4 separate regions of the Mus musculus genome follow, and all the other regions are linked to region 2. Evidence: chromatin contacts called from ENCODE Hi-C data. All regions are on one chromosome and are shown on one strand. The core of a region is the stretch at or near the end of the contact, and the rest is flanking DNA. Distances in the headings are between cores, read along the strand shown. Region 1 holds the start of Zfp560 (zinc finger protein 560). Region 2 holds the start of Chordc1 (cysteine and histidine-rich domain (CHORD)-containing, zinc-binding protein 1). Region 3 holds the start of Slc36a4 (solute carrier family 36 (proton/amino acid symporter), member 4). Region 4 holds the start of Cep295 (centrosomal protein 295).

Region 1 (2,700 bases), core at 50-2,549, 2.1 Mb after region 2:
ATACTGACTAGAAAGCCAACACTGAAGAGAACATGATCTGCAGTCAGGAGCCAGGGAAAACCTTACAAAAACACTCAACATATGATAAAGCAACTACTGGCATGTCTCCGTCCTAAGACTACAAAGAACAAACATACAGATGAAATTTCCAGTCTCTTTTCTGCCCTCTCAAACCCCAAGCCCCTCGACACACACTCTCCACCTTCCCAGGAAAGGACAACCTCCTTCTGCTGAGGTCTCCTCTCTCTTTCATTATCATACTGCCTCTGTCAATCCTAACAAACAAGAACAATGATCTCCAAAGAGACTCAGGTGACACACTGAAAAAGGCAGTCCCAACACTCGCTAATACTTTAGGAAGAGGGAGAGATGACTATTTCCCACTCCCTTCAGCATCACTAACTCCAACATCTAGTATTTTTGGATTAAATCGCCATTTTTTTCTTTATTTTACCTATTACCATACAAAGACAGGAAAAATATAGCCCTCAACTTTGAGTCTTCATCAATTTGCAGTCTCATATTTATTTCCTTTATTAAATATTAAGCTTCTCCAATTGCTACAAGCTGCCCAAGAATATAGGCTGAATTTTGTCGCTTTGCCATAACCAACTATCCACATATACAAGAAATGACCAAATAAAACACCCATAAATAAATAAATAAAAACACTAATAAGTCATGTAACCACTTCCACAATGGAACATGTTATTTTGGGGAAACACATATTTTTCTGGTCATTGTCATTATTTGGTTCAGGATCAACTTTTATTTCCTTTAAGGCCAGAGCTATTTTTTTTTTCCATCAACACAACTCACCCAAACATTTTTTGCAGAAATAAATCAACCCGAATACTTCAATAGTCTCCACCCATTCCTCCTACAGGTCCTTGTTTTGAATCCTGTAGGTAGGGCCTAAGAAATTCCGCTACAATGAGTGAATACTGGTTTAAGGTTTTGTTTGTTGTTTTTTGTTTTTCCAGTACACACGCGTTTACAAGCACACCGACAACTAAAGAGATGGCTTTCTACCCAAATGTAACTAAGTGTTGGAAACAAATAAGGGACGTGCGAAGAGGATGCCGTATTTCTGACGACACACGCGTTTGTAAATACAAGGTGGCAAAGCCCTCTCAACAGCTTTCACCTCGCACTCACCTGAACTCGCCAATTCCTGAAAATAAAGACAGAGAACCAAGCGCGCAGCGGAGGTTCCGGCCGCGCTGGCCCGCACAGCCCGAGGAAGTGCAGCCGCCGAGGGGCGGACCCCGCCTCTGAGGAACAAAGGAGCTTCACACCCTAGAGCTCGCGCCGGAAGAGTCGGAAGGTAACACCGCCAACGGCACTTCCGCTCCCGGCCTGGGGCTGCAGGACCAGTTCCGACCACTGCGCGGGCTGTTTGGAAGACGTTCAGAGCAAGAATTTATTTAGTGTCGCCAGCGTCTCATACAAGTTGACGACCACAGAGATGGAAAAAGAACTCTGCAACCAAGGGCTGGAGCGTAAGAGACTGCGGAGGGCGGCTGATGTCACTGCTGTTTTCTTCGACTTAAGTGTCCTCCGGCTTCGGGCGCTTCAGTTTACCCTGAGTTTACGCCCCTTCAGGCAGGGCAGTTACCGATTCCTGCCCCAAGAGTGGCTTTACCCCAACTCGATTTAGAGACTGCTGGCCTGACAACCAGACCAACGACTGGAGTTGTGCCCGTGTGGACACAGGACAGACCTGTCAAAGCGCACACGTCACCCAGTGTTGCTCCTGTTAGGTTTGTGAGCCTTAATGCACCCACTTAAGTATCCAGGTACTTGTGTCTCTAGTCACAGAATTAGACGAGAAACACGCCTTTCGAAGTAAAGACAGTTTATTACGAAAAGGAAAGTAGGGTGGATGAGATGGCTCACAGAGTAAAGAAGCTTGCCTCCAAGCCTGATGATAACCTCAGTTCAAGACCCGATGAGCGAGCCGAACTTCCACAAGTTGTCCTCAGGCCGGCACACGTGCACCTGCACTCTTAACCACATTATACAAAATAATAACTAAAAGAAAATTGGGACCAGGCATAGTGACCCACACTTTTTTTATTAGATATTTACTTTATTTACATTTCAAATGTCCCCTTTCTTGCTTTCCCCTCCGAAAACCCCCTATCCTTTCTCCCCTCCCCCTGCTCACCAACCCACCCACACCTGCTTCCTGGCCCTGGCATTCCCTAAACTGGGGCATAGAACCTTCACAGGACAAAGGGCCTCTCCTCCTATTGCTGACCAACTAGGCCATCCTCTGCTACATATGCAGCTGGAGCCATGAGTTCCACCATGGGTACTCTTTGGTTGGTGGTTTAGTCCCTGGGAGCTCTGGGGGTACTGGTTAGTTCATATTGTTATTCCTCCTATAGGGCTGGAAACCCCTTCATCTCCTTGGGTCCTTTCTCTAGCTCCTTCATTGGGGACCGGACTCTTTTGAGACCCACACTTTTTTAAATTCAGAGTTTGCAAGAGTCGGAAACAGTGTGAGTTGAGTCCAGTCAAGTCTACATAAATAGTTTCAAACTAGTCAGGAATATAGGGTCACACACAAGAGAAAGAAAGGAAGGAAAGGGCTTAAAGGGGGTGAGGAGCACTCTTGAGAATGGGAGTGGTCTAGAGAGCAAAGAGCCTAGAAAATGAAATCTGTTCCTTATGACCCTTATCATGACATTTATA
Region 2 (2,700 bases), core at 31-2,530:
ACAGTCATACACCATGCAGGGGTAGAAGACCATGGCGCCCTGAGTAGCTGGGTAAAGGGGTATTTAAAGGAAGAAACCACAACTCAAGGAGGTGGGGAGGGCATTGTTGGAAAATACCAAAAATACCAGTTAAGAGTCACAAAGAAGTGCAGTCACAAGAGTCACAAGGAATACCTGGTAATTGTGGGGATTATTTCTCAAGACAGTTTCTAAGAGCCCCTAACAATAGCACATTTGCATAGCGGGTTCCAGCAATGGTCAGGGTGGGTCAGGGTGACTTTCTTTGAATGAACACTCCTTGAACCCAGGAAGCTGGTGGGTGGAGGAATATTGCTGTTTTATGATTAGCATCCCTTGGAGCATTGAGTCATAGAGGTCACATTCTCAAGCCTGGGCCTAAAGGCCTAGAATTTTGCTTTTACGTTATATTTTTTCACATTCATAACAATGACTATAAATGACTTAACAATGGCATAAAATGAAAATTCTATTAGCTTAAATAAATACATTATATTTTTTGTTGTAACACATAAGTTTGATATTTCTAGGCATAAAAAGAGATACAGAAAATGAGAATACTTTTATTATTGGGATTAGGAAGGTTGTGAATAGATCTTCATTAATAAACTTGGGATTATTGGTAAATTACAACTACTTTCCGTCATCAAAACAGTCTGCTATTTCAAAAGCATCATATAGAAAGCATGTGCTGAGGACCATACTGTTTGCAAGTTGCCTATTAATGTAATAATGTGTTTTGCACACTAAAAATGTCACAAGACCTACTGAAAGATTGAATGTAGGTTACGTGATGACTAACGTGAAATTTCAATTTAGAATTGTGATTGACTCTAGGACTGCACTCAAAACATAATTTTGCTCATTCTAAAGTCCTGTCTTTGTAAGACGACTTAACCTCAATTTTTGGTAACTGACGCAGTTCTAGAGGAGCATAAGAGCATAGGTTCTGACGCTGCATAAACCTGGACCGAGGGACCGGGAAAAGGGGCGGACCTCACCCCTCAATTACCCTCTGGCAAGCGACCGCGGCTGCGCAGTGAACTCGGCGTGCCGCGCAACACAAAGCACGCCGGGAGAATGCGGGGTGGAACACAAAGAGATCGCCGCTCGCCGAGTCTTCCGCTTCCTCCCCTGGTGTCTCATCTATAACTGTCCGGATCCACCCGACTGTGCTCACCTGTGGCAGTCCGGTAGGAAATCTGTCCACCGCCCGACGCTGGCCCGTCTTCCGGTCTCTTCTGCGCCTGTGCAACCGGAACGTTCGGGAAAATTCCTGAAGCAGTACCGGCGGCTTCCGGAAGCTAGCTGCGGCCTGAACAGTAGTGCTGGTGATTGCTGCGGTGATTCACTTCTAGTCCCGGGTGGTGTGGATTTCGCCGAGAAGACGGAATGGCGCTCTTGTGTTACAACCGCGGCTGTGGCCAGCGTTTCGACCCAGAGGCCAACTCGGACGGTAAGGAGGACCGTGGCCGGCAGCTTTCTCCAGGCCTCCCTCTCCGGACCCTTGGCCTCCTTCACCTGGCTTCACCTCTTGCGGTCCCCCGGAGCCTCCCAGCTCTCTCACCCTCTCTGGGAGCGCAGGGCCGGGCGCTTCGGTGTCCCCGGCGCCCCTCATTCCTCAGTGGGCATCCCCTGCACTTGCTCAATTCTAGGCTATCCAGACCCGGTTTACACTGTCACCGCCGTGATTCCTGGGCCTAAGAGGTATAAAGAGGTGCACACTATTAGACTTCTTGTTGCGTTTGAGTACTAGTGGAAAGCGTGTTGTCACTTGTCAAATTACTTGCTTTTTAAAAAACCGTGCTGGGCTCCGGAAATGACTGTTACACATCCGTTCCACAATAACGTTTTCGGCATACTTTTACTGGGGCCTGCAGTTTTAAACTACGCTATTCCAGCATAAAATGATCCCCAAGTGCTGTTCCAAAAGCCAGTGTGGTCAAATTTGGAATGCACAATGAAAGCAAGCACCTATGCTGGGTGAAACCAGAGGTGTGAATGAATCTCATTATTGAGTGGAGTATTTATGCAGATAACTGGGCTATTGCAGGAATAAACAACACTTACCTCCGATTCATCTAGTATGTATAGTATGGTCTTTATATCCATTCATATATACTCATTATATAACTGAACCACACTGAAGTATTTCATCACAGACTGGAACACCACGTGTTAATAACACAGTTCAGCTTTGTAAAAGAGGTTAAGACCAGTTCCTTAGATAATGATCTTGGTACACAAGTAAACTGGTAGCTTCTTTCAAAATGAGACTGGGACAGGATTTAAAGGGAAAGATGCAGCGAAGCCAGTGTATGAACACACGTTTAACTGTCATGATATGTACATATTCTACTTCAGTACTGAATACATTGATGCATTGTAGCCTGAGGCAATATTTTTAGGGTACTAAATTCCTGACCAAAGTTCAGGAGAGATACCAGCTTGTTGTTGGAAGTTTATCTGTCTTTGTGTGTGTGAAATGGAACCATAGGCTAGGAAAGCCACGAAAAAATAGACAGTCATCAATTTGGGGCACATACATCAAGGGAACACCAGTCAGCCGACCAAATGGGGAAGTGTTTTAGAAAGTAGGGATGAATGCCAAGTAAATTGGTTGAATGAGTGGCAGTTGATAACACTGGATTTAGGAGAAAGCTTTTTAGAATGGGAATCATT
Region 3 (2,700 bases), core at 37-2,536, 2.6 Mb before region 2:
TCTGCTTTTGGCTGCTGCGTCCTCACCTTTCCGAGCCATTCTAGTTTTCTTTTGTAAATGTGCAGGTTGTATTTTGCAAAGTTGATACAATTCTAGATATATCTGAAATGAGAGAACCCCAATTGAGAAAATGCCTCCATATTGGCCTGAGGACAAGCTTGTGGTAGTATTGTCTTCATTGATGAAGGGCCCAGCTCAGTGCCGGCAATGAGGAGCCGTTTCTGGGTGCTATAAGAAAGCAGTGTGAGCAAGCCACACAGAGCAAACCAGTAAGCAGCATCCCTCCATGGCTTCTTCAGTTCCTGACCTGAGTTCCTGTCCTCACAGTGATGGACTTCCAATTGAAGTGAACTCTTTCCACCTCAAGTTGCATTGGGTCAATGGTGCTTTATCATAGCAATAGAAACCCTAACTAAGGCAGTCCATGCCATATATTTATTTAAAAAAAAAAAAAAAACCTCTGTTAGCACAGTGTGGAGCCTTTTCAAAGTAAGTTAAACTCACGCACCATTGTCTTTCTTAGCTTTCAGTTGGATGAGTCAGTCACGAAGAGTAAACAAAGATATTGCAGTAAAGGTCATGTTGTTAGCAACAGTGAGGGCTCTTCCAGGTACTGTCATTGCATTTCCTAGGTCCACCCATAGAGTTGTTCCGATGATAGGGAGAAGGTGCCCCTCCTTCTGGAAGTCAGCAGATAGTGAAGCCACTTTAAAGTTGAAAGTAGGCAATACTTAATAGGCAGGCTGAAACGGTTTCCGCAAGCCAGCTTCGTATGCAGACTGAGAATCCCTGCTGCAGTGGCAGATCCCTCCCCTGCCTTCATTGGCTTACTGTTGTTGTTGTTGTTGGTGGTGGTGCTACCGAAGGGTCTTACCCTTTGTGTGGACAGTGGCACAGTGACTTACAGACTGCATTGCGCTGTCTCTCATATGACCAAAGAACCATATGACAATGTAGTGTAGTGCCTGATAGTGGATGTCGACACTTCCCTCTTTGCCTTAACCCTAGTGTTAGCTGTCTTTAAGATGCCAGTGCAGGAGCCTACATCTAGCTGCGTTTGTTAGTGTCAATTGGGGTGGAGGAACACTGCCAGTCGGTCGTCGGGAGTTGCAGTCTGCCTGCTTTCTGCGTGGTCCGAGGCCCTTTCTTCCGGCATGCGAAGCCCGGGGATTCAGAGGATCGCTCCTCAGCTTGTAGGCGCCGCGCCTGTCACCCCGAGGCGCAGACCCGCGTGGGCTACGGTCAAGGCCAGCCCGGGCCCCGCCCCTCGGGGCGGCTCTGCGCATGCTCGGCGGTGCGGCCGGCAGAGCGGGCGGCGGCGACCTGGAGACCCCCGAGGGATGGAAGCGCCGGCGCCGGCGGAGACGGCGGGATGCGAGGAGCTCGGTGGGTGTCTGCCGGCCTGACCCAACCCGGGGCGTGGGCGTCTCCCGCGTTCGCAGTGAGGGCGCGTCGGCCTTCGCGTCCGCTGCGGCGGCATCCGGGCTCCCGGTGTCTCGCGCGCCTGGCCGTGGGGGGGGTAGGGGGTGGGGGTGTCTCTGCGCGCGCACTGAGCACTAGGGTGGCGGGATGGCGGGATGGCGGGGTGACGGCGTATGCAGAGACTCCAGGCAGAGGCTGGTGGGTCCCAGGACCCTGGCTGGCGTGAGTTCCTCTAGGACCAGCACAGAACAGTGGTCCCCAGGCCTGGCGGGGCCTTGCAGGTCGCTGCACCGAGTGTGAGGTCTGTCTGCCTTTGAGTTGTCAGTCTTTGTATGCCTGTCATTCTGTCCATCTGTCTGTCCACGGGCCTGTGCTTGTAGCACTGTGCGTCAGTGCGGGGAGTCGCCCCGTTTGTCCACGTCAAAGGGAGGCGGGAACTGCTGCCACTCTGTTTTTTTCCAGGATGCTTTAAGGAAGTTATCATTGTTTTCTTTTCTGAGCCTGGATCTCAACTCTGGGCATCTCCAGCTGAAGCCTCCGTTGACTCCTCGCTGCGCAGCTGTTCTAACGGGACATTGCTGCCTGAAAAATAGCACGTACCTGGGCTCTGACAGGCCCTGAGCGCTCTGTTTCCATGGTTTTGGAAGGCTTGCTTCTGTTTACTACTGCCAGAAAGAAAACAGAAGCCAGGATCAGGATAGAAAGATGTCCTCCTAGCAGCACACTGTGTTAAGAAATATTTCTTAAAGAAAGAGATTAAATTAAAACATACTTTGAAGTAATTTATAGACTGGCATGCCTATAATAATGTGCCAACACTTCATGGTTGTTTTCAACAAAGGTAGAAATTCTAAGTCTAACTTTCATTGAGAACAGACTGTCAAGCAGGGTGCTGTATACTATGCTAGCCAATGACTACTTGATCCACACTAGAATTCAGGGAGGCAAGTTCTTTTGTCTTGCAATTGTTCTTGCCTAAGGCAGGGCCTTGTTACTACAAACTCAAGTTTATGAGACTCTTCAGTTCAACCCATGTTGTTGAGCTGTGAGGAGATTGGCAGGAGCGGGATAGTATGTTATCATTAGCATGTATAAAGCTGGTGTGGTAGCAGTACACACTTGCAAACCCAGTGTTATGGGGCTGAGGCAAGCGGGCTGTCAGCCTATGCCACACAGTGAGTTCTAGGCCAGTGTGGTCCACACACTGAGGTCCTGACTCTGCCCTGCCCTCTGGAAAAGTTCATCTTTTCACTCAGCAGTTTTATGTGTAGACAATTT
Region 4 (2,700 bases), core at 102-2,601, 2.9 Mb before region 2:
CCTGCCTCTGCCTCCCGAGTGCTGGGATTAAAGGCGTGCGCCACCATGCCCAGCTTGAAACCATTCCTTTTCACAGAGAATTCTTTATCACAATTGTGGTCAGGACAAGTATGATCTTATTCATCACCTCATCTCTTTTGTCTAAAAAACTGTCTTGCATCTTATAAATAATTCAGCGTGGACTGAACGAGAAAGTGACTAATCCATATACAGTACTACATGGCAGACCCAGTCATGACTTCATCGAAGAACAAATGTCAAACAGTAGTAATTGCTTGAATTGAAAACCTTTTCCGCACTCGGGAGGCAGAGGCAGGTGGATTTCTGAGTTTGAGGCCAGCCTGGTCTACAGAGTGAGTTCCAGGACAGCCAGGGCTACACAGAGAAACCCTGTCTCGGAAAACAAAACAAAACAAAAAAAGCCTTTTCCAATACACTCCACTGAATTCTTAAGAAAATACTCCTGAGGATGGTTGAGGCTCCAAGAGAGGAACATTTTAAGTTGTCCTCCATAGGAGACAAGTATTCCTCCTGCATCTATTAAGTAGAATCCTGTTACCTGGCTTGTTCACTAGTCATTTCTACCCATGTGGACTCTTCAAGTTCTGTGTTTTAAGTGTCCAATAATGATGGACACAGTAGGGCTTATCTTGATAGATTTCCTTCTAAGGATTAGGCAGTATCTGACACACAGTAACCAAAAAATTAATAGATGTGGATGCAAGAGCCATTCATTAGCAAAAGGCAGAAGCCAAGTTTCAAATCCCTTGGGCCTTGTTAACTTTATTCCGTGTAAGGGGGTAATAGCCACCACACGTGGCTGTACTATATGTACGTGTGGCTTAATTACTACCCAACCGCCGAACACATTCTAATGTAAGACTGACGACAACCATTCGCTGCTGTAGGGTTTATTGCCTAGGCTGGTCTTGAACACGAGGCATTTCTCCTGCCTCAGCACTGCCTTGCATGTGCTGGGATTACAGGGTGAACTAACACTCTCGAATGAGACTGCCATTTTTTTCATAGCTTGAGTGTAGGAAGAGTACCAGAAGAGCTACGGGTGGCGGATGCCTCAGAAAGGCCGAGCTCTCTGTAGGGCCGGCCTCGGGGCGGTTTAAAGGGCCGGAAGGTTCGCCAGCCTGCTCGCGGCCAGCCAGAAGAACCCTGGCGGGCCTCCGTCACTCACCTGACAGCGTGTGTGGTCTGGCCTCACGACACACAGGCACCCGCACCCGGCCGGCTACCCAGCAGCCGTTTGGGTACCTGCGGGACAGCCATGACCCGGCTCTCGTCACTTCCGTCATTCAAACGGCCCGCCAATGGCGGGATCGGACGGCGGGAACCAGCTTAGGACCGCCTCCGCAGGGGCCGCCCGGAAGGCCGCGCCGTGCCAAGCCCCCGCCCACCTCCAGCTCGGCGCACGCGCAGCCCCGCCCACGTGCACGCACGCACGCACGCACGCGCAGCTTGCGCAACGGGCCATTATCCCTCTCAACTGTCAGGGTCTTGTCCCACTTGCTCTGTGGTGTTTTGTCGCCGGCAGTCAATCCTGGGTCGGGTTCAGAACATGAAGGAGGATGTGTGGAATCGGCGGAAGACTTGGACCAGGAAGTGCAGTTCACATACTATACTCTGACACCGAGACAACTCAGACTACCTTTATTTATACATCTAGTTTTCCACGTCTCTTTTAAGAACTTCCTATGTTCAACCAAGTGCACACTGTACTTCCTTCTCAGTCGCCACGGTTTCCTGCTAACCCATGAACAGTATCAAGAAAGATGAAATATAGATTGAGCACGTGGCTAATATCTAACCCAGCACATTGATACATAACCAATTGAGGATACAGTACAGAGAGGCGATAAACTACATACCCGAGAAATTCTGATTTAATTATTGACACCTAGCCTGTCCCCTTAGGAAATCTCATTCCTCTAGTGCCCAGGGCAAATTAGTAAACCGAGTCAGTTGCTCATCCTTGCTTGGTGTAACCTCTGAATATTCCTGTTAAGTCTTGGAACCAACAATCCAGAAAGACCTTCTTAAGCTTTTAATACCCATGTAACTATTGTTTGGAACAGCACTGTAGGGCAAATTGTTGGAACTAAGTAACCATAAGGAGAGAACATCTGGATGTTAGCTGGTGTACACAGACTAGGCCCTCTTGTTGACCAACCGCATCATTATTAACAAACACAGGAGTAGTGGTCTATTCCACTTTCATGGCCTCAGAGACAAATAGGAATGAATCACAGTCCAAACTTTCTGATTCTAGAGAAACATCTGTCACAAACAAAGTAAAAGCAAATACTTCCAATAACAAAGTCAAACACACAAATGCAAGGCAAAAGCGAACCAAGCATTCCTTGGGGAAAGGCCAGGAGATTCTGTTCCAATATCCCATAGGTCTTTGCCATGTGGGGACCCAACTCCTCAGGCCTTGCCATAAGGAGATCCATCTGCATTAAACTCATGCACCATTCCCAGCAGAGGCATGTTCACTTGGTCGCAAGTCTGGAAGAAGAGGTGTAGCAAGCACTTTTGGTTCAGTTGCCTGACACCCCTCTGTCATTTGCTGACCTGATGACTGGACAGCTCTACCCAGCTGGCGTCTTGGGCAGAAAGTACTCAAGTGGAAATCTGAGCTTGAGACATGTTCTGTTTTGAATAGGAAACCAGGAGGGATCAGAGCAA

What was found. Hi-C counts contacts between places; a loop is a spot of excess contacts on that map.
Region 1: a loop to region 2 is called in a map of v-Abl transformed pro-B cells, with 7 times the contacts of the local background. The contact joins the promoter of Zfp560 here to the promoter of Chordc1 in region 2. A Hi-C loop is called at or near these places in 4 of 37 maps with a recorded cell type or tissue (T-helper 17 cell, T-helper 2 cell and v-Abl transformed pro-B cells).
Region 3: a map of left cerebral cortex shows a loop between it and region 2 (2.3-fold over the local background). The contact joins the promoter of Slc36a4 here to the promoter of Chordc1 in region 2. A Hi-C loop is called at or near these places in 2 of 37 maps with a recorded cell type or tissue (T-helper 1 cell and left cerebral cortex).
Region 4: a loop to region 2 is called in a map of heart, with 8 times the contacts of the local background. The contact joins the promoter of Cep295 here to the promoter of Chordc1 in region 2. A Hi-C loop is called at or near these places in 11 of 37 maps with a recorded cell type or tissue (Patski, T-helper 1 cell, T-helper 17 cell and 4 more).

What each region holds. Positions count from the first base shown.
Region 1 is chr9:20,383,859-20,386,558 of GRCm38, forward strand. Zfp560 (zinc finger protein 560) reads right to left here and starts at 1,300. Exons shown (of 7, transcript NM_001004190.3): 1 at 1,159-1,300.
Region 2 is chr9:18,290,987-18,293,686 of GRCm38, forward strand. Chordc1 (cysteine and histidine-rich domain (CHORD)-containing, zinc-binding protein 1) reads left to right here and starts at 1,281. Exons shown (of 11, transcript NM_025844.2): 1 at 1,281-1,474. The coding sequence starts at 1,411. Gm51667 (a long non-coding RNA gene) reads right to left here and starts at 2,279. Exons shown (of 4, transcript XR_003948105.1): 1 at 2,089-2,279; 2 at 1,199-1,718.
Region 3 is chr9:15,708,452-15,711,151 of GRCm38, forward strand. It overlaps Slc36a4 (solute carrier family 36 (proton/amino acid symporter), member 4), which reads left to right and starts at 1,287. Exons shown (of 11, transcript NM_172289.5): 1 at 1,287-1,386. The coding sequence starts at 1,341.
Region 4 is chr9:15,356,437-15,359,136 of GRCm38, forward strand. Cep295 (centrosomal protein 295) reads right to left here and starts at 1,352. Exons shown (of 27, transcript NM_176976.4): 1 at 1,190-1,352. The coding sequence starts at 1,307.